4 separate regions of the Mus musculus genome follow, and regions 2, 3 and 4 are each linked to region 1. The links are chromatin loops, found by intact Hi-C in ENCODE. Cell type or tissue: heart. All regions are shown on one strand.

What was found. A loop is a pair of places that touch in the nucleus more often than their neighbours do. Peaks named below come from ENCODE experiments on the same cell type or tissue, not always from the same donor. Only the 100,000 strongest peaks of a DNase experiment are listed, where the experiment ranks them.
Region 2: it touches region 1 in a loop (8-fold over the local background); 22 of 42 quality-filtered maps call a loop at or near these places.
Region 3: it touches region 1 in a loop (3-fold over the local background); 2 of 42 quality-filtered maps call a loop at or near these places.
Region 4: it touches region 1 in a loop (2.5-fold over the local background); 3 of 42 quality-filtered maps call a loop at or near these places.

Annotation. Positions count from the first base shown.
Region 1 is chr7:141,477,939-141,482,938 of GRCm38, forward strand. Tspan4 (tetraspanin 4) reads left to right here. Exons shown (of 8, transcript NM_053082.3): 2 at 4,549-4,628. The coding sequence starts at 4,566. Among named protein-coding and RNA genes, the nearest start is that of Tspan4, 5.2 kb to the left of the region's middle. In heart, CTCF peaks have their summits at 2,981 and 3,644 (motif pointing right); DNase peaks (open chromatin) are centred at 423, 583, 2,983 and 3,773; H3K4me3 peaks cover 2,604 bases; H3K27ac peaks cover 1,748 bases; H3K27me3 peaks cover 479 bases.
Region 2 is chr7:141,664,077-141,669,076 of GRCm38, forward strand. No RefSeq gene overlaps it. Among named protein-coding and RNA genes, the nearest start is that of Muc6, 11 kb to the left of the region's middle. In heart, a CTCF peak has its summit at 2,337 (motif pointing left); no DNase peak of the experiment used is centred here.
Region 3 is chr7:141,922,673-141,927,672 of GRCm38, forward strand. Gm32539 (a long non-coding RNA gene) reads left to right here and starts at 1,631. Exons shown (of 3, transcript XR_378616.3): 1 at 1,631-2,109; 2 at 2,760-2,911. In heart, a CTCF peak has its summit at 2,451 (motif pointing left); a DNase peak (open chromatin) is centred at 2,459; H3K27me3 peaks cover 484 bases.
Region 4 is chr7:141,610,151-141,615,150 of GRCm38, forward strand. It overlaps Ap2a2 (adaptor-related protein complex 2, alpha 2 subunit), which reads left to right. Exons shown (of 22, transcript NM_007459.3): 8 at 1,186-1,333; 9 at 2,479-2,647; 10 at 4,049-4,186. Gm16982 (predicted gene, 16982) reads right to left here and starts at 3,597. Exons shown (of 4, transcript NR_040337.1): 1 at 3,467-3,597; 2 at 2,555-2,972; 3 at 2,043-2,096; 4 at 1-1,932. In heart, no CTCF peak of the experiment used is centred here; DNase peaks (open chromatin) are centred at 1,751, 2,091 and 2,861.

The DNA.
Region 1 (5,000 bases):
AAGTGGAGGGAGGCAAGAGGTGTGTCTTCAGAGCTCCTGGTTAGGCTCTGTGTGCAACCCCTTGGTTGCTTGCTTCTTGGTGGGAGGTGTCAGCCTACTGGACCAGGAATTTGTGGTCTTCCTGCCCAGGGTGGGGGTCTGGGGCAGGCACTGGGGCCCTGCAGGGGCTGAAGCCGCAGCAGGAAGGCAGACACCACAGCCTGTTTGTATTGGCACCACTCTCTCTGCCTCCTCAAAGAAGCTGTGGAGCTTCAGCCCCGGGACAGGGTGGGTGGTGCTGCTCTGTACTCTCTCCCTCCTGAGCTAGCTGGGCTAGGAGTAGCTACTACGGGGTCCAAACAGGCTTCTGGGCAAACTCACGCTGGCGCCACACTGAGGGGTCCAAATGCTTGCTTGCTGACAGCTACTTGCCCCGAGCAAGACATGGTCAAATTCTGTCTAGAAATTGGACAGGTCTGGCTAGGTGGGTGTGTGGCTCATTCCCCAGGGGTTCTTGTTTGTACCCTTATCTTGGAGCCTTGCTGGCAGATGTCTCCTATGTCCAGACCACTGTGGTTGGGCACTGGCCACGGTGTTGAGGAAAGCATCCTTTTCTGGCTCAGAGAGGGTGGCCTTGCCTTGGTCCTTCACTGTTAGAGATCAGTCTGCACACCACACCCTGTGAATTCTGTCCTTGGCAGCAGACATGGACCTGGCCCTCAGTCGGCTAGATAAGTCCCTGTTCTTGTGGGTTTTACAGGCAGGGACTTCTAGGCAGGAGAGGGACACATTGTTCAGAGGACAGCATCTTAGCAGAACTGGACTGGCTCTCCTTCGCCCCAAGAACTTTGGGAGCCCTTCCTACCGCTTTCTAATTTGGGTGTTAGCTACTTTTTATTGCTGTAAGAATATGACCAAAGCAGTTTGAGACACACACACACACACACACACATACACACACACACACACACACACACACACACACATACACACATATATATTTTTTTTTGGTTTTTCGAGACAGGGTTTCTCTGTGTAGCCCTGGATATCTATCCTGGAACTCACTCTGTAGACCAGGCTGGCCTTGAACTCAGAAATCCGCCTGCCTCTGCCTCCGGAGTGCTGGGATTAAAGGTGTGCACCACCACTGCTCGAGAGATTTTGTTTTTGGTTTTTTTAGATTTATTTATTTATTTGTTAGTTTGTTTATTATATGTAAGTACACTGCTGTAGCTGTCTTCAGACACTCCAGAAGAGGGCATCAGATTTCATTATGGATGGTTGTGAGCCACCATGTGGTTGCTGGGATTTGAACTCCGATCCTTCGGAAGAGCAGTCGGCGCCGTTTTTTTGAGACAGAGTTTTTTTTTTTGTTTGTTTTGTTTTTGTTTTTTTGTTTTGTTTTGTTTTTTTCAAGATAGGGTTTCTCTGTGTAGATCTTGGCTCTCCTGGAACTCACTCTGTAGCCCAGGCTGGCCTCAAACTCAGACTGCCTCTGCCTCAGTGCTGGGATTAAAGTGCTGGGATTAAAGGCGTGCGCCACCACTGCTCGGCCCCATTTTTTTTTTTTTTAAGTTATAGGCTGCACTTAAAATACATTTATTCTCTTGCTGGGCACTTTGGAAGAGCAGAGACAGGTGGATTTCTGAGTTCGAGGCCAGCCTGGTCTACAGGGTGAGATTTCATTTTATAATCCATTATGAAGGCAAGTCAGAACAGGAACTGGAGGCAGGAACCTACAGGCAGGAACTGAAGTAAAGGCCAAGGAGGAGAGCTGCTTACTGGCCTGCTCTTTAGGGCTCACTCGGCTGGCTGGCTTGCTTGCTTGCTTGCTTGCTTGCTTGCTTGCTTGCTTGCTTGCTTCCTTCCTTCCTTCCTTCTTTCCTTCCTTCCTTCCTTCTTCCTTCCTCCTTCCTTCTTCCTTCCTCTCTCCTTCCTCTCTCTCTCTCTCTCTCTCTCTCTTTCTTTCTTTCTTTTTTTTGGGGGGGGGGGGGTGAGACAAGGTTTCTCTGTATAGCCCTGGCTGTTCTGGAACTCACTTTGTAGACCAGGTTTTGAATTTATGAAGTTCCTCTGCCTCGGCTTCCTAAGTGTTGGGATTAAAGGCGTGAGTCACCATAGCCAGCTTAGAAACAAAGTTTGATGGAGGCATTTTCTCAGTTCAGATTCCCTCTTCTCAGGTAACGTTGTTAGCTTGTCAAGTTGACAAAAGACTAACTACCACCACTGCTCCTGAGGGACGAGAATTGGAGTTCAGATGGCTGTCCCTGAATTCCCTTGCATATAACCTTCAGCCTGGCCACTCTGACTCCTGGTCTCCTCACACCTCCAGCTGATGCCACCCCCCGACCCCAGTACATCATGGGGAATTTCAACCTGAGCCCCAGCCTCATATCCAGGGGATAAAATGATCAAGTAGACAGCAGACTTATTTTTGTTTTACTGGGAACGCAGGTCTTCAGGGTCACCTTCAGAGGAGTGGTTTGGTAGCTAAGCCCATTGGAGTGATTGTCAGTATGGGTGATGTTTAGTCCAAGGTGGGGATATAGTTTTTTTGGTCAGTTCTGGATCTTCCCTGGACCCTATGGCTTCTCTCTCTCCTGGTGTCTAGACACTGTGTATGTAATGGCCTTGTACACGCATACTATCATTTATAGGCACCCTTCCACTCTAGCCCTGAGAGGTGTATGTCTGGCTGAATCAGGCCGAGGGAGCAGGGCCAGCGGCCACGGGTCACAAGGGTTTTTTAGAAGTTATCAGCTGCCAGTTGCTCACTAGGTAGAACATTCAGTCTGTAGTCTCTGCTGGGTTATAGATGTGGTCACCTCTGTCCCTTTCTTGGGGATCCAGACACATCAAATAAAACTTGAGGGAAATGGCAAGGTGGGGCGTGTGTGTGAGATAAATCCCAGGCTGACCGGACTCTTCCAGGCATGCTTCCTGCATTCTGGGTGCTCCCATGCATGCACCCACATCTGACCGAAGCTGAGGTTGCAGTTCTCCATAGTGACCTCTGGGAGGCAGCAGTAGGCTGGTGCAGTGAGCATAGGTGCTGGGCTGGGAGCTGCAAACCTCAAGTTTCCATTACGGTGCAGCCCCTTTAAGAGCTGCTCAGCACTAGCCATGGACATCCTCCGTTCTTCTTTTATTAGTCTCTACTTCCTCTGCTGCCTCACTCTGGACCTTCAGCAAAAGGTTTCCCTTGTTCTGCCTTCCGTCCTGTCATGTAGGCTGCAGATCAGAAGGGGAACCTCAACCTCATGTTAGTACCTGGCCCACACTTTGCATCCTTTGATAGGGTTGGGGCTCAGAGATTGAGGGATGGGGCCCAGCAAGAGGCTATCATCTCATCTCATCTTCGATCGATGGGCTAGTGTGTATCTGGGCACAACTGCAAGGTGTCACTTACCGTGTGCTTGTCTGCCTGGGATGAGATGGTGTTCATTAGTCATAGGCTGATTCTTCCTGAGCTGGTCAAAGTGAAATTACAGGTCCCTGGTTCTGCAGTTATTGAGAGTTGCAGAATGGCGCCAGTGGGACTCTCAAAATGGCCCGTGACCGTGATAGAATCTGGCCTTGCTCCCACCACCCCTAGGAGAATGGACTGGACCAGAGGCTAAGCTGATTCCGTGAGCTCTCTGGACCAGCAGGGGGCCATCTGGGGTTCTTCTTTGGCATCTCTCGGCTGCTACTTTAGTCACTGAATTCTCTTTTTTTAAGTTAGAAAACCTCGTGGACACCTCACCCTCCCAGGCACCGCGGGCTCCCTAAGGCGCTTGAAAGCTAAAGCCGCTCAAGTTGCCACCAACAGCAATTGGGTCACGTCTTCATTTCCTCGGGGCTTTGCACATCATTGATGTGCTTGGAGATTTGCTGCCGAACGGGCAGCGGGCCTGTTGGATGTAGTCTGGGGTGCAGGTTTGGGGTCGAGAGCTGCTGCGGTGTCATTCCCGACCCAGTGCCATCAAACGCTTCCCCTGTCCTTCAGCTGCATCTTCTTGGGAGACCCCGGGAGGGTAACTGGGAGGTGGGGGCTCGGGGTCGCTGCGATTGGCCGGTGGGGCGGGGTCCTCGAGGGGCGGGGCCGAGCTGGATTGGCCGGGCGCTCGCGGGGCGCAGCGGGCCGGCCCGCAGGTGTCTGGCCGCGGGGTGGGAGCCCGCTCGCTGCTACCGCGGGTCCGGGGAGGTGCGGGAGCTCGCCGGCGTGGTGCGGATGGAGCGTCCGGTAGCCACGGGTGCAGAGCGCTGACAACGACTGTAGCCAGTGAGCGTGGCGGCGGGGGCCCAGCCTCCCCACCGCGATGCGCCGCTCCAGCACGGACGAATCCACGTACCGGCGCAGCCCTTCTCCGGAGAGCAAGGAGCCAGGCTTTGCGCGCGGCGGCCCCTTTCGGCGCTGCAGCAGCCTGTATGGGCGCGCGGGCGCCGGGGACGCGGGGGATGCTGGCGGCGGCTTCTTCGGCCTGCACTCGAACCCGGGCCCCAAGGCAGCCCAGGCGCGCTATACAACGCCCAAGGGCAACAAGTATGTGGTCTTCTACCTAGACCTCTCCTTCATCTTCCTTCTAGAGCTGAAGCGCTGCAGCATGGCGCGCGGCTGCCTCCAGGGCGTCAAGTACCTCATGTTCGCCTTCAACCTGCTCTTCTGGGTGAGTGTGGGGACCTGAAGGACCGGGGTTCGCTGCTCTCTTACTGACTTCCAGGAGCTCTCTCCCCTCTTCTCCGCTGTGGAGACAGGGTGTGTGCGCACGTGCTCACAGGACCGGGCAGTACCAAAGCCTTGCCTCTCCTGGGCTCCAGGCGCAGAACTGATCAGAGTCTCTGTGCACCGAACCACGGGTGCCTCCTTCAGCCTTCTCCCTGCCCTCCCTCTGACAGCCCACGTCCTTGCCTCACCCCCTTCACACTCTGCCCCTCTGGGAGATTGACTTAAAAGGTCCTGGTCTTCCAGGACCCAGAAGACCAAGGAAGGCTGTGTGCACTGCTTGACCTATCAGGGCCTAGGGAAGTATACCAGACAC
Region 2 (5,000 bases), 190 kb after region 1:
GAGATTCCAGACGTGCACCATCATATTTGGCTGCTATAGTGAGTTTAGATGCCCGATAGCATAATTTTGCCTTTTGATCCAGTTGATTTTTTAAAATTTTATTTTAATAATCAACTCTGGACTGAAATCAATGAAATAGAAACATCAACAACAAATTTCAATTTACAAAGAATCGAAGAAACAGAAAGTTGGTTCTTTGGCAAAATTATTGTGAGTGACCAACCCTATCCAAACTAACTAAAAGGCAGAGAGAGAGAAGAGCCAAATGAACAAAATCAGACTGGAGAAGAGAAGACTTAACAACAGTCATGAGGAAATCCAAAGAATCTCAAAGTCACACTTTAAAAAACCCTACTCTATAAGATTGAAAAATATAAAAAAGGAACTGATAGGTGCCACTCACCAAGACTAAATCAATGTCAGTTAGGAAAATGTTTTCATGTTTTAAAAATTATCCTTAATTATTTTTCAGTCCAGTCATTATCCTCCTCCTATTCTGTCCTTTAAGAGTTCCTCATCCCTTTCCTCCTCCCCACACCCCACCCCTGGCGTGTCCCCCAGTCTCCAAGAGGATGTCCTTACCCCAACCCCCACCCCACTCTGCCAGTCCTCCTCACTCTGTGGGGCTTCAAGTCTCTCGAGGGTTAGGTGTGTCTTCTCTAAGGCCAGACCAGGCAATCCTCTGCTATGTGTCAGGGGCCTCAGACACCAGCTAGTGTACGCTGCCTGGTTGGTGGCTCAGTGTCTGAGAGACCTTGGGGGTCCAGGTTAGTTGAGACTGCTGGGGTCACCCTCCTCCACAACTTCTTTCAGCCTTTCCCTCATTCAACCACAGGGGTTCCCAACTTCAGTTCATTGGTTGGGGGTAAGTATCTGCATCTATCTCGGTCAGCTGCTTGTTGGGCCTCTTGGAGGGCAGCCATGCTAGGCTCCTGTCTGTAAGCACACGATAGTATCTTCACTAATCCCACGTCTGATAGAGGGCTAATATCCAAAATACATAAAGAACTTAAGAAACTAACCTCCCAAAAAACCAAACAACCTAATCAAAAATGAGAAATAGAAGTAAACAGAGAATTCACAACAAAGGAATCTCGAATGGCTGGGAAGCACCTAAAGAAATGTTCAAAGTCCTCAGTGATCAGGGAAATGCAAATCAAAACAACCCTGAGATTCCACCTCACATCAGTCAAAATGGCTAAGATCAAAGCAGCAGGTGACAACACATGTTGGTGAGGATGTAGAGAAAGAGGAACACTCCTCCATTGTTGGTGGGATTGCAAACTGGTACAACCACTCTGGAAATTAATCTGGAGGTTCCTCAAAAAATAGGAAATAGATCTACCTGAAGAACTAGCTATACCACTTTTGGGCATATACCCAAAAAGATGCCCCATCATGCCACAGGGGCACGTGCTCTACTATGTTCATAGTGGCCTTATTGTGATAGCAGAAGCTGGAAACAACCGAGATGTCCCACATGGAAGAATGGATACAGAAAATGTGGTTCATTTACCCAGTGGAATACTACTCAGTCATTAAGAATAAGGACATCCCGAGTTTTGCAGGCCAATGGATGGAACTAGAAAATATCATCCTGAGCGAGGTAACTCAGACAAAGGTAACCCAAAAGGACATGCATGGTATATACTCACTAATAAGTGGATATTAGTCAAAAAAGTACAGAATACCCAGGATACAGTCCACAGAACTCAAGAAGGTCAGCAAGCAGAAGGGCCCAAGTGAGGGTGCTTTAATCCCACTTGGGAGGGAGAAGAAAGCAATGGGGATGAGGTGGGGAAGGGGAACATGATCAGGTATGGGGGTGGAGTGCGGGAGGAAACAGGAGTGAAGCCCTGAGGGCCAGCAGAAAGAATGGAAATACGAAACCTCCGGAGGTAGGAGGTGTGTGTGTGTGTGTGTGTGTGTGGGGGGGGGGGGGGTTCTAGAATGTACCAGAGACCTGGGAGGTGAGAGACCCTCAGGACTCAAAGGGAGGGACCTCAGGTGAAATGCCCAACAGTGGCGAGAAGGAACTTGTAGAGTTCACCTCCAGTAGAAAGACAGGGAGGGCATCAAATGTGGGGATGGGGGTTGCCATTCCACAGTCAAAAACTGACCCAGAATTGTTCCTGTCTAAAAGAACTGCTGAGACAAAAATGGAGAAGAGACTGAGGGAAAGGAGGTCCAGTGACCGGCCCAAACTGGGACTCAGCTCAAGGCGAGGCTCCAAGGACTGACACTATTGTGTGCTTACAGATGTGGCCGGGTTTTGTTTTGTTTGGACTGGTGTGTTATTGATGTGGCTAGGGCAAGCCTGCCACCTGCTGTTGGTTTTCTGTCCCTTGCATGCTTTCTCCCTCGTGGCACTGAACAAAGATGAGCATGAAGTGAGGACTGGGGTGCAAGCAAGAACCCCTTTCTCTCTTCTGCCTTCTCATACAATATGCATTTCTTTCTCTTTTCCCTTATTTGTATGTTCATTGGTGTTTTGTCTGCTTGTATGTCTGTGTGAGAGTGTTGGATTCTGGAGTTACAGACAGTTGTGAGCTGACAGGTGGGTGCTGGGAATTGAACCTGAGTCGTCTGGAAGAGCAGTCAGTGCTCTTAGCTGCTGATCTCTGTGTAGCCCTGGCTGTCCTGAAATTTGTCCTGTAAACCGGGCTGACATCAAAGGTCTACCTGCCCCTGCCTCCTGAGTACTGGTATGAAGGGTGTGCACAATCACGGCTGGGCTTGCTTGAGGGTTTCTGTTTTTTATTTTTGTTGTTGTTGTTGTTGTTTTGTTTGTTTCTTTTGATTTCCAAGTCAGGGTTTCTCTGTGTAGCTTTGACTGTCCTATCACTAGCTACGTAGACCAGGCTGGCCTCAAACTCATGTATCCCGCCTCTGCCTCCCAGAGCCGTGGAATCAAAGGTGTTTGCCACCACTGCTGGGCTTTGCTTGTTTTGTCTTTTATTTATTTATTTTTATTTTTTATTTTTTGTTTTGTTTTTGTTTGTTTGTTTTTTTTTTGTTTTTTTTTTTGTTTTTTTTTTTTGAGACAGGGTTTCTCTGTATAGCCCTGGCTGTCCTGGAACTCGCTTTGTAGACCAGGCTGACCTCAAACTCAGAAATCCACCTGCCTCTGCCTCCCGAGTGCTGGGATTAAAGGTGTGCGCCACCACGCCCGGCTTTGCTTTGTTTTTTAAAGGTGGAGTCTCATATAGCTCATGGTTGCTATAGAACAAACCCAGACTTGCTATAGAGCCAAACCTCTGGGCTCCATCTCTTAAGTTCTGGGATTACAGTTGTGTACCACCACATTTAGCTTATCACTCTTTGTTATTATTATTATTTTAGCTATTGTCTCAAGTTTAGCCTCTGAACTTTAAGAGTCCAGCACATATCTCACACCACAGTTTATCTTCCAGAGATACCCTAACAGCACACAATAAAGCATAAGCTCTGACAATCCATGTTTCTTCCCTTCTCTTCTGTATTTTGTGTCCTTTTGTTAGGCATTTTCCCATAACTATTATTGACCTAACATTAATTAAAATTATTTTTTTAATTAAAAATTAAAAAAATATTAGGCTATTTTGTTTGTTTAATCATTAATATTTCTTTTTTTCTTTTTTTTAATTAGATATTTTCTTCATTTACATTTCAAATGCTATCCCCTTTTCTAGTTTCCTCTCCGAAAGTCCCCTATACCCTCCCCCAGTCCTGCTCCCCAACCCACCCACTTCAGCTTCCTGGCCCTGGCATTCCCCTGTACTGGGAATATAATCTTTGTAAGACCAAGAGCCTCTCCTCCCATTGATGGCCAACTAGGCTATCCTGTTACATATGCAGCTAGAGACACGAGCTCTGGAGGCACTGGTGTTCCTCCTATAGGGTTGCAGACCCCTTTAGCTCCTTGGGTACTTTCTCTAGCTCCTTCTTTGGGGGCCCTGTGTTCCATCCAATAGATGACTGTGAGCATCCACCTCTGTATTTGCCAGGCACTGGCATAGCCTCACAAGAGATCGCTATATCAGGTTCCTTTCAGCAAAATCTTGTTGACATATGCAATAGTGTCTGAGTTTGCTGATTGTCATTAATCTTCCTGAGCTGAAGGTGTAGCTCAGAGGTTAGAGTGCTTGCCTGGCACTCATAGCAGCCTGGCTTTGACCCCAACACTGCAAAAATAAATTTGAAAGACTGGAGAGATGGCTCCACAGTTAAGAGCACTGGCTGCTCTTCCAGAGGACCTGAGTTCAATTCCCAGCACCCACACGGCAGCTCACAACCACCCATAACTCTAGTTCCAGGGGATCCAATGCCCACCTATGACTTCTGAGGGTGCCGTGCATGCATGTGGTACATATATAGTCATACAAGCAGATGAAATACTTATATAAAAATAAATCTTAACAAAAAAAGACAGGGTCTGGAGAGATTGCTCAGCGATTAAGAGCACACTTTGCTCTTGCGGAGGACGGGAGTTCATTTCCTAGCACCCACATCAGGGGACTCATAACTGCTTGTGACTGACTCCAGGAGATCCAATACCCTCTTTTGACCTCTGCAGGTATCTGAACTCAGGACACACACACTTAAAAATAAAAAATAGGTCAGATGTGGCTGTGCACACCTTTAATCCCAGCACTTGTGAGGCAGAGGCAGGCAGATCTCTGTGAGTTTGAGACCAGCCTGGTCTACATAGCAAGTTCTAGGCTAGCCAAGACTACAAAGTGAGCCCCTGTCTTACAAAACCAAAAATAAATAAATAAAATCTTTAAAAAAATAAAAAATAGCGACAAATAAGGCCAGGAAGATGGCTCAGCACCTAGCACACCTGAGGCTCTAGAAAGAAAGGAATGAGGACGGGGACCTTTTACATATTTTCACATGGGACCTTCTTTAGGTGCTCCTGGTCCTTGGGTGAGCCCTGCTTCCTTTTCCTTATGCCTAAAGTCTTTGCCTCACACTCCAGTTGACATTCAGAGCCACAGTGATGCTTACAAAAACATCTG
Region 3 (5,000 bases), 440 kb after region 1:
CTTTGTCCACAGAGACACCTCCACAGTCTTTTCAGACAAAGCCTCTCGCTGGTCTGAAACTTGCCAAATGGCCGAGACTGGCCAGTCAGCAAGCCTTGGGGATCCTCCTGTTTCTGCCTTCCCAGCTCTGAGATTACAAATTTACAGCATCATGTTTAGTTTTTCTATTTTTAAATGTGTATGAGTGTTTGCCCACTTGATTTGTATAAACCATGTGAAACAGTATCCACAGAAGTCAGAAAAGAGAGTAAAATCCCCTGGGACTGGAATTGCAGACAGTTATGAGCTGCCATGTGGGTGCTGGGAACTGAAATCAAGCCGCCTGGAAGAGCAGCCAGTGCTCCTGCCCACTGAGCCATCTCTCCAGCCCCAGTGCTCAGCGTTTTACATGGGTGCTGGGGACTGACCCCAATCTTTGAGTTTGTTTACAGGGAAACACTATTTACTGAACAGCACAGACAAAGGACTCAGAATTCAACTAACTTCCTTGTAAACTGGTCAGGCACATACATCATGGGAACTAGAACATTTTATCCTGGAAAGAGGTGGGAGGCTCCCAAGACTCAGGAGCTTCAGGAGGCTGACAATGCAGATAAAACTCTGCAATTCACTGCTACATCTACTCCAGTAGTGACAAGCTCGACAGGCCCCGAAAACCTGGGCGCTGTCCTGAGGCGAAAAGTTCATGGACACTTAGTCTCCTGGAATCGTGGCATCCTGTATAAAGAATGCTCCAATGTCCTTGCTTTAGTTGGTAAACAGATCTGTGTGCTTTCCTTTAATATTGCTTTATTACAAGTGCTCTTAAGGATTGATATTTTGACATATAGCTAAGTTAGATTTTAGGCAGTCCTTGATCGACCCTGGGCATGGATAGCTAAGTCACTGCCCTACACAGGAATTTACCATTATCTAGGAAGAAGGAAGTTTGTGATCTAAGAAGGAACCAGAGTAGATACTTAGAAGTATAGATAGCTGAGTTACACCCATACACAAGTATTTACAATGGCCTAGGGGGAAGGTGGACTATACAATAGACTAGAATAAGAACTATGGCAAGGGCATGAAGCCCTTGACCCTGGCTTCTAAGATTAAGTGGACCTTAGGTGGAGCTGTTTTTGATCCCAGTTGTTAACATTGAATTTTATCCCAGTTGGTTCCTGCCAGTACTTTTGTGTTTACATTCCTCTGTTTTGTGTAAGAATCCAGTAACCTCTTTGTACCTTGCCAAAGTTGTGTCACCCAACTTCCCTATTTTCTTCTGTATAAAAAGCTTGATGCTTGATTTGACAAATTGCATTCAGATTCTGCACAATCTCTTGCGTCGCTTCTGTTTGTCATTCGCTGACTCCTTGTCCACCTGCAACCAGAGACCCGTTCCACACAGATAGGAGACCCAAAAGGGGGATAGTCTGTGGCAATTCATAGGGCCATTGTTGTGCTCACCTCGTCCAGCAAGAAAAACACAACACGGTCGGATTCTTCTCAACAGCCTTCTTTATTTCAGGAACACCTCGATGCTACGGGAACCCGGGAAAGCCAGGGAGGACTGCTTATATACACCCCAGCACTGGGGAGAGCTATGTGTCCTCCTGGGATTGGTCAGTCTGCCAGCAGATTGATTTGTATGCACCCGCTTGGGAGGGGTTGGCGCCAGATTCGGGCTAGCGCCTGCGCAGTGCCATTGTTTACGACGGTGTACCGGAAGCCGGCGCCATCTTTTAGGTGCCCAGCTGCCTACAGCTCATAACTCTACCAAGACTGTATAAGATCGCAAGCAGTAAGTGTTGGGGAGGAGAGATGCCTTTGTGAAGCTACCTGCAACCTGTGTTCTATCAAAGAAGCTTTAAGTCCTTGGTTCACCAAGCTAGACTTGGGTGGAAAGGATGTCTTCGATCTGCCCTTGATACCTTACCTAGAGTGAACAAACATTTTGTTCACGTCTCCCCCAGAAAACGTCACAACAGAGGCAGGAGGACAACCTCACAGAAGTAGATGCACCTGGCTGTGATTCATGGTTTTAGAGTGGACTTCAGAACCCCTTGAAAAGATAATATAGCTGAAAGAGTGACTGTTTCAGTCAGCTGATTATGGAGAAAAGATGTCCAGGTGGGAACACTGTGTTCTATGACCCTGGCTCTGTGGGAGAGGACATTAAGAACAGAATGGAGAGAGGGGCTCCCAGTTCTCAAGTTCTTCCAGCCACCTCCTAGGACCATTTGAATTTGATGCACCTCAGAGTGTTTGCTTCTGCAGGCTGTCATAGTGTTGAGCCTGCCTCTTGTAAGGCTCCATCCTCCCATCCTACACCCACAATTGTTCCCTAGCCTCCTCTGAACAATGTTTCCAAATAAGAGGGAAGAAAGGCCACTGATCAGAAATCAGAAATCACCGGTCCTGCCTGCAGAAACCAAGTCAGGGGACCTCTAGCGCCACCTGGCGGTCGAGGTGCAAGAGTCTCCACCCCCCTCCGCACCCCCAGAGGGGTGAAGGAGGGAGGGGATTCGAAGGCCAGGCTACAGTAGCCAGGATGGCCATGAGGTTTTCCAGCTCTTGAGCTTCCCAGCCAGCTTACCATCACCTTTTCGACTTTTCTGTCTCTGTATCTATCTTTGTCACCAGGTCTCTCAGTTTCACCTCCTCCCTCCTTTTAAAATGCTTTCTATTGATCTTCTGTTTCTTTCCCCTGCCCTGGCTTTACTCCTACAGCAAGAAGGAGCACTGCCCTTCACTGGCACCCTGACCCCCTTCTTTTTTAGGATCTGGAGGTGGTTTATGTGGCCAGAGTATCCCCAGAGCTGAGATTCCTCCAGTGACTGACGGCTTCGTGGTCCACTGGGCTCCTGGAGCATCAGACAACAATGGACAGCCTTTAAATTGGTGGCCGTTTGCCGCTGCTCAGGCGCTAACAGTAAGTGTCCCTTTTCTGAGTCTCTGGGCAATAGTGGACAGAGACATAGCTGTCCCTGAGAGGACAAAACTGACCACCTGAGTCCAGCACCCTGTTTCCATCAGCATCTGTACCACATCCCTCAACTCTATTTCCAGAGCATTATCAAGGGTCCACAAGGACTTGGCATTTCAGGAGATAAGCCAGAGAAACATGGAGGACAAAGCCAGAGCAGAGAGGAGAGCCAGGCCATGTGGGAGTGAGCAATAGGGTGTGCACATATGTGTGGCTGAGGTAGGTGAGGGGTCTACCACATGCCTGTGTAGCCGTGGCACATGATTTGTCCTCATATACTGTGGAGGTATTGTACACAAAGGGACTTTGTATGTATGTATACATGTGTGTAGTTCATGTACATGTATGAGCATAGATATCTGCACAAAGGTACATGATGTGGTTATAGACAAATGTAGTGGAGTGTGGGTATATAGTTGTGCATATGAATTGTGATGTGTGTGTGGTTATGTAGCACACATACATATCTGTTTTGTGTGCACATACATGAATGTGTAGTACATAGTGGGCATACAGACATGCAGGTCTCAGAGTGTAGTTGGCATGTGTGCATTGTGTGTGTAGGTGTAAGTGCACACATACGTATGTGGGGCCTTTCTGATCCAGTGTATGGGACTCTTCTTGTTTCTGGGGGAACCTTGGCTAATGACACCCACCTACCAAGAGAGTGGTAGGCACTGCACCCAGGTGCTAAGATGACCCACAAAACAATAACACACCAGTGTGTGTGTGTGTGTGTGTGTGTGTGTGTGTTGGCATCACACCATGACTGTCCCAAATGCTGTAGAGTAATCATCCCTTGGAGGAATGGTTGCCCCAACTGGGTGGACCACAGGGGATCACTTCTGATGTTGATAGAAATACTTTCTGGTGCATGATAAGATATGAAGGGAAGCTACCAGAAAATAGATACAGGATTAAAACATGCAACCCACCCCTGAGATGAGAAGTGGAACAAAGAGAGTTCAGTTGACATGGCGATGACTAGTGTCTTAGTGATCTTTTTATTCTCGTATAACACACCATGACCAAGGCAACTTATAAAAGGAAGCATGCAATTTGGCTTACTGTTTCATAGGGTTACAGTCCATAATGGTGGAGCAAAGAAACAGCTAAGAGCTCACATCTTGATCCATAACCATGAGGCAGCGAGAGAGGACTGAGTCCTTTTGAAAATTCAAAGCCTGCCCCCAGGGACATATCTCCTCCAATACACCCACACTTCCTAAGCCTTCCCAAACTGTTCTACCAACTGGAGATCAAGAATCTAAATTCTACTTTAAAGCACCACAGCTGGAGAAGGATGTAAGGGCCTGCTCAGTAGGTGGCAGAGTAGATGGGAACACTGAGAATCACAGTAGTGTCCAGGCCTCAATCTCTACTGAGACTTTCAGCTTTGAGAGTGTTGGGAAAGAGACCAAAGCCAGCATGCCATTTATAGGAGACACAATAGAAAATGAACAACAAAAAAGGGGAGAAAACAGAGGTTAGGCAGCCAGCCAAGAAGACAAAGAGAAAACAACTGTGCTTATAAATACATATAATAGATGCTCATTTAAATGGTTAAGTGTGGCACTGGCAAGATAAGGTTTAGCGGTTAAGAACACTGTTTGCTCTTCTAGAGAACCTGGGTTCAGTTTCCAGCACCTAGATCAACTATAATTCCAGTTCCAGGGGATCTGATGTCCTCTTGTAACCTCTGTGGGCAACAGACATGCTTACATACATTCAGGCAAACCATCCAAACATATTAAATAAATTATATACATTTTAAACGTCAGGTGGGCTGGCTCTGAGCCACAGATAGCTCATCAGGTGAAGGGGCTGGCAAACCTGACAACCTGAGTTTGACGAGAACCCATGTGGTGGAAGGAGAGAATTGACCCTTGAAGATCATTGTTTGACCTCAGCAGATGAGCCATGACATAGGCATGTGTGTGTGTGTGTGTGTGTGTGTGTGTGTACATACACAGAGGCACAGAGACACACACAGAGAGACACACAGGCACACACAAAATGTAATAACATTTTTTTC
Region 4 (5,000 bases), 130 kb after region 1:
AGACTCCAGTACCTGAGCTCAGTCTAAAATACAGCAGCATGCATAGTGGTGCATTCTCTAGCACAGAGAAGCAGACATGGAGGAGCTAATGTGAGCTACTACAAGTCTCATGTCCCAGTCAGAGATGCTATCTCAAAAATGTGGGTGTGGGTGGCTCCTGAGGAATGGCACCCGAGGCTGACCTTTGTCCCCTCACACGTGCACACACAAGCTACTTGAGTATCACATACAAAGTTCACTGGGAGCCTTGGTTCTGTTCTGTCCTCCTCCTTCTCCTCTTTTAAAATTAATTTATTAATTAATTTATTTATTACAATAGTTTCTTACTGTACAGCCTAGACTGTCCTGGAATTCCCTATAATCCTCCTGTCTTAACCTCCCAAGTATTGGGATAGCAGGCTCTTACCACTGTAACTGGTTTTTGTTTTAATAGCTTTTACCTTTACTTTGTCTGTGTGCCTGTGTGTGCCTTGTGGGTGCCGTGCCATAGCATGCATGTGGAGGCCCGAGGGCAACCTGTGGGAGTTGGTTCTTTCCTTCCACGTGTAGTTTCTGAGGATTGAACTCAGGTCATTATGCTTGATGGCAAATGCCTTTATCCACTGAGCGGTCTCACTGGCCCTTATGTTTTTAATGAAACAGGGTCTTATGTAACTCAGTCTGGCCTTGAACTTACTCTCTTTGAACTCCTAATCCTCCTGCCTCTGCCCTCTAAGTGCTTTCATACAGGTGTGTACCACATGACTGGCTTCAATTTTTTTGCTCATTGTCTTTTCCTTCTGCTTTGAACCAAATTAGAAATCTTCTTTCTCTTTATGTTGCTTTATATTTTGTTTCTGGGGTTGATAACCGAGAGCAAAGCTCCCTTGTCTCTGAAGCTCCGTAGAGGTTTTGCCCATAATCCTTGGACTTTATGATTAACACATTCTGTCTAAGTGCCATCCAAATTAGAAGCAGGTGTAGGTACCACAGCTGCTCCATCCCTGCCTCATGTTTATGACACTGCAGCAGGGAGCTGTCCCATGACAATTTACAAATGCTCCCCTTCTTATCTGCAGCTGGGAATAATTGTCAGAGGCACCCATAGGACAGGCAGTGTCTCGGGAGCCTCTTGCCCGGGTGTGGGGCTGGGCTGGTGGGATGAGGGCCTGGGAGCCCAGCCGACAGTTGTGTCCTGCCCAGAAGACCCTGCGGTGCGTGGCCGCCTGACTGAGTGCTTGGAGACCATCCTGAACAAGGCCCAGGAGCCACCCAAGTCCAAGAAGGTCCAGCATTCAAATGCCAAGAACGCTGTGCTGTTTGAGGCCATCAGCCTGATCATCCACCATGACAGGTGAGCCCTGCTAGCAGCGCATCCCTCTCGAGAGACAGCAGGTGGAGGCTGGCAGTTGGCATCTGTCTGTGCAGATGTTGACCGGTGTCTCTATTCTAGCCTTGGTCTCTGCTCCTCTTGCTTCTTGAGCTGTGAGCTCACTTCATGTGAGCTCTCTGGCCCCGGGACGTTGCCATAGATACTTTTATAGCTGTGGAATCGTCCCTAGAGCTCCTTTTTGCTTCTGAGTATTACAGGAAGCTTCTTTGAAAGGAAGGGACACCCGTGTGACTTTCGCTGCTCAGAGAGGCAATGCTCCAGTATTCTGGGGTCTCCTGGGGCAGTGGTAGTGATGACTCCCAGCTTCTGTACAGGGTCATGGTTGGGTCACAGGCAGTGGTTGTCATATACAGTGCAGGCATCTTGCTTCTGCTCTTTTATGCTCAGTCCTGGTTGTGTGCCCTTATGTATGCCCGTGGCACTGCTCTCTGGGTCTCTGCCAGAGGCTGTAGCAGACAGAACTCTAGCCTGTTTGGGACCAGCTGTTTTTGCTCCATCATTTAGATAAATGTTGCAGTGACAAAAGCAGTCTGCCAAACTGGAGCAGGGTTGAAAATGAACTGTAAAAAACAAAACTTAGGGTGTGAGGGAGAGCATCCTAAGAAACGTATGTAAGAGGGAATGTTGACCGTTTAGCCCACGTTCCACATTCACAGCCCTCGTTACTCACTGTCTGCCTTAGCCTGGTCCAGTTTCCTGCATGGCCGCTGTCCAACTCACTTTCCTGGACACAACAAAAGAAAGTGAAGCCTTGGCCTACCAGAGCTTTCCAGAGTCTGCTCTGGAGTAGAGGAGCTCCTGCAGATTCATTAGAAAGTCACCCCCTCTTCACTGCACCTCCTCCTCCCTGACCCCTCATTACAGCACCGTCCTATCACTTCACACCGCACTTCTCATTCCTCACCTCGCGTCCTCTTTACCGAGGCTTTTCCTCCCTGGACTGCCATCTGTCCTATGCACCACCTCTTCCAGCGCCTCCCGCTGGGCCTCCTCTCACCACTGCGCTGCCTTCTCACCGCACCTCTCCACTGCATCTGTCCTCACCTGTAGCTCACAGCCCTCCCTGACTATTTTCCCCTCCTCATCATGTCCCCTGTTCCTTGCAGTGAGCCAAACTTGCTCGTCCGCGCCTGCAACCAGCTGGGCCAGTTCCTGCAGCACCGGGAGACGAACCTACGCTACCTGGCTCTGGAGAGCATGTGCACGCTGGCCAGCTCTGAGTTCTCCCACGAGGCCGTCAAGACCCACATTGAGACGGTCATCAATGCCTTGAAGGTGTGCTCCTTGTTGGTCATGTGTCACTGCCTCCATGTGGAGGTCAGACTAGGAGGTGCCTCGTGTGGCACCTAAGATGAATCCATTCAAGCTGTCTGGATCTCAGAGTGTTTGCCTGGCGCTCGTCACTTGCTGTCGTTTGGGGTGAACGCAGCAGTTGGACGAGGAAGCTGTCCATCTTCCTGCAGTGCAGCCGGGCCTGCTATCTTCAAAGACGTGGCAGCTGGGGACAGCGCTCCAGCCGAGGGCCTTTAGCTGAGTGTCTCCGTTGTGGGAGCAGCGCCAGCTGAGCACATTCCCGTCTCCTGGAATGATTTCATGTGACCTGCTTGGAGGCCACATAGTGTAGTTAGTAAACAGAAAGTTTTCTTTGATAGAAAGATGAAATATTTTGTTTTTATCTCCAGGACCGTGTACCTCTTACACAACAAAATTCCTTGTCAAGGATTCTAGATTCTTTCAAGGATTAGAATTCCAGAATTTAAAGCACCTAGCTGAGGTTACCTGGTCTCTTACCTCCTTCTGAATGTGAGAGTGACCCTGGTAGTGTGTTCCTCTGGCATGGCACACACTGTCTACATTGCCTGCATGTTAGCTTCCATGTTACATGTTAGTTGATTAGTGAGCCATACATGTAAGACCCTTCATCTCGGTGAGTCTTAAGCTGTAGTAAGCAGGGCTGGCCCTTATCTGTATTTTTGTATAAATCAACAGACATTTTGGTGTCTGACTTGAACACAAGGCTGCATTCTTCCTAGTCCTGGCTGGGTGTCTGCTCCAGTCGTTCTCTTCCATCACAAATACAAGTCTCAGTCTCACCTTCGTTAGGTGCCCTCTGCCCTGCACTGAGGCATCCTGCACTGTTCACCACGGCAGGGAGCTACAGATGGCTGCTCTCAGACACCGCGCTGCCCAAGCACTGTGTGTAGTGGGTCTCTCCTGTACCACCTGGAGAGGGGCTCAAGAACCTTGGAACCAGCTCCCAGGCAACACGGAAGGTGCTGGTCTGTGCCCACACAATGGAGAAGCCTCAGTGACCTGCTCACTGGGCCAGAGTGTGGTCCTCAGAAGAGCTGGTTAGGGAGGAGGGAGAGTGAACAGACAGAGCTAGAACTGGTCACGCTGAGTGGACTAAGTATGAGGGGACAGGGCAGTGTGTTGTGTGTGGGTTCCAAGTGGCCTAAGGTGTTGGGTCCCACATATAGATAGTAAGGGGTCCCAGTAAGGGGTTTGGGGATGGGGCAGCACTCTGCCCGATGGGGCCGGTGCTGTGGGGTGCACCAAGACAGCTCCTATGGAACAAATACATCCAGACTCAGGGACTCATATATAGCAGTGGTTAGCTACTATCCACCAACCTGTGGTTTATAGAAGTGGCTCTGACTCTGTCTTTTTTCTCAGACGGAAAGAGACGTGAGTGTGAGGCAGCGGGCAGTGGACCTGCTCTACGCCATGTGTGACCGGAGCAACGCCCAGCAGATTGTGGCTGAGATGCTGAGCTACCTAGAAACGGCTGACTACTCCATCCGAGAGGAAATTGTGAGTCCTGCAGCCTGAGGGGCTGTCCAAGCTGCTCCCTGCTCTGGACATGAATTCTAGTGGATGGTTGCTGGGTGGTTTTTAGTGGCTGACGGGCCTGCACGAGTGTCTGTGAGACAGTAGATAGCAGATTCTTTGGCACCAGCTTCCTGTCTAGCCTTCCAGTGTAGACATCTGGCAGTGCAGGGTGTGGTCATCTGTGCCAGACGATGAGCTAATATTCATTCTCCAAGATAGTCTTATATTTTGAACATGTAGTTGCTGCTGGTTAGGTTTTCTTGGTGTCATCTGGCATATTAGAGGTTAATGTTTAAGCTGTTGTCAGCTCTATGCAGCACTGGTTTCAAGTGGACTCTGGTCAGTCAGAGGGTCACGCACACCTAATCATTGTTGTAGTACAGCAAATTGCTTACATGAGACGACTGTGTCTTAGAGAAGAAACAGGCAGGTGCATGACCACAGACAAGAGGCTCTGGCTTGCCTCACTTGGTATAACACTGGTCTCTCCACGGCTCTGGACCTAGAGTGACAGTATATAGGGAATAAGAGTGGGACAGCAGCTGCTACTGTGAGCATAGCCTCTCTATGTGTCACTCTGGAAGCAGAGTACAATTGGAGGCTTCCTGAAGAACTAGTAGAAAGAAGGGGCAGTGTGGGCATTGGCTGGATTGCCTCCCAGGGCCCTGTGGCAGGGGTCTGAAGAGGAAGGGCTAAGTGGGCTAGAGGCTCATGCTGAGTTGTTTCTTGACCACACCATTCACCAAGGAAGGCCTGAAATAACGAGAGGGCAAGAAGGTTTCCTTGACGTGGTAAC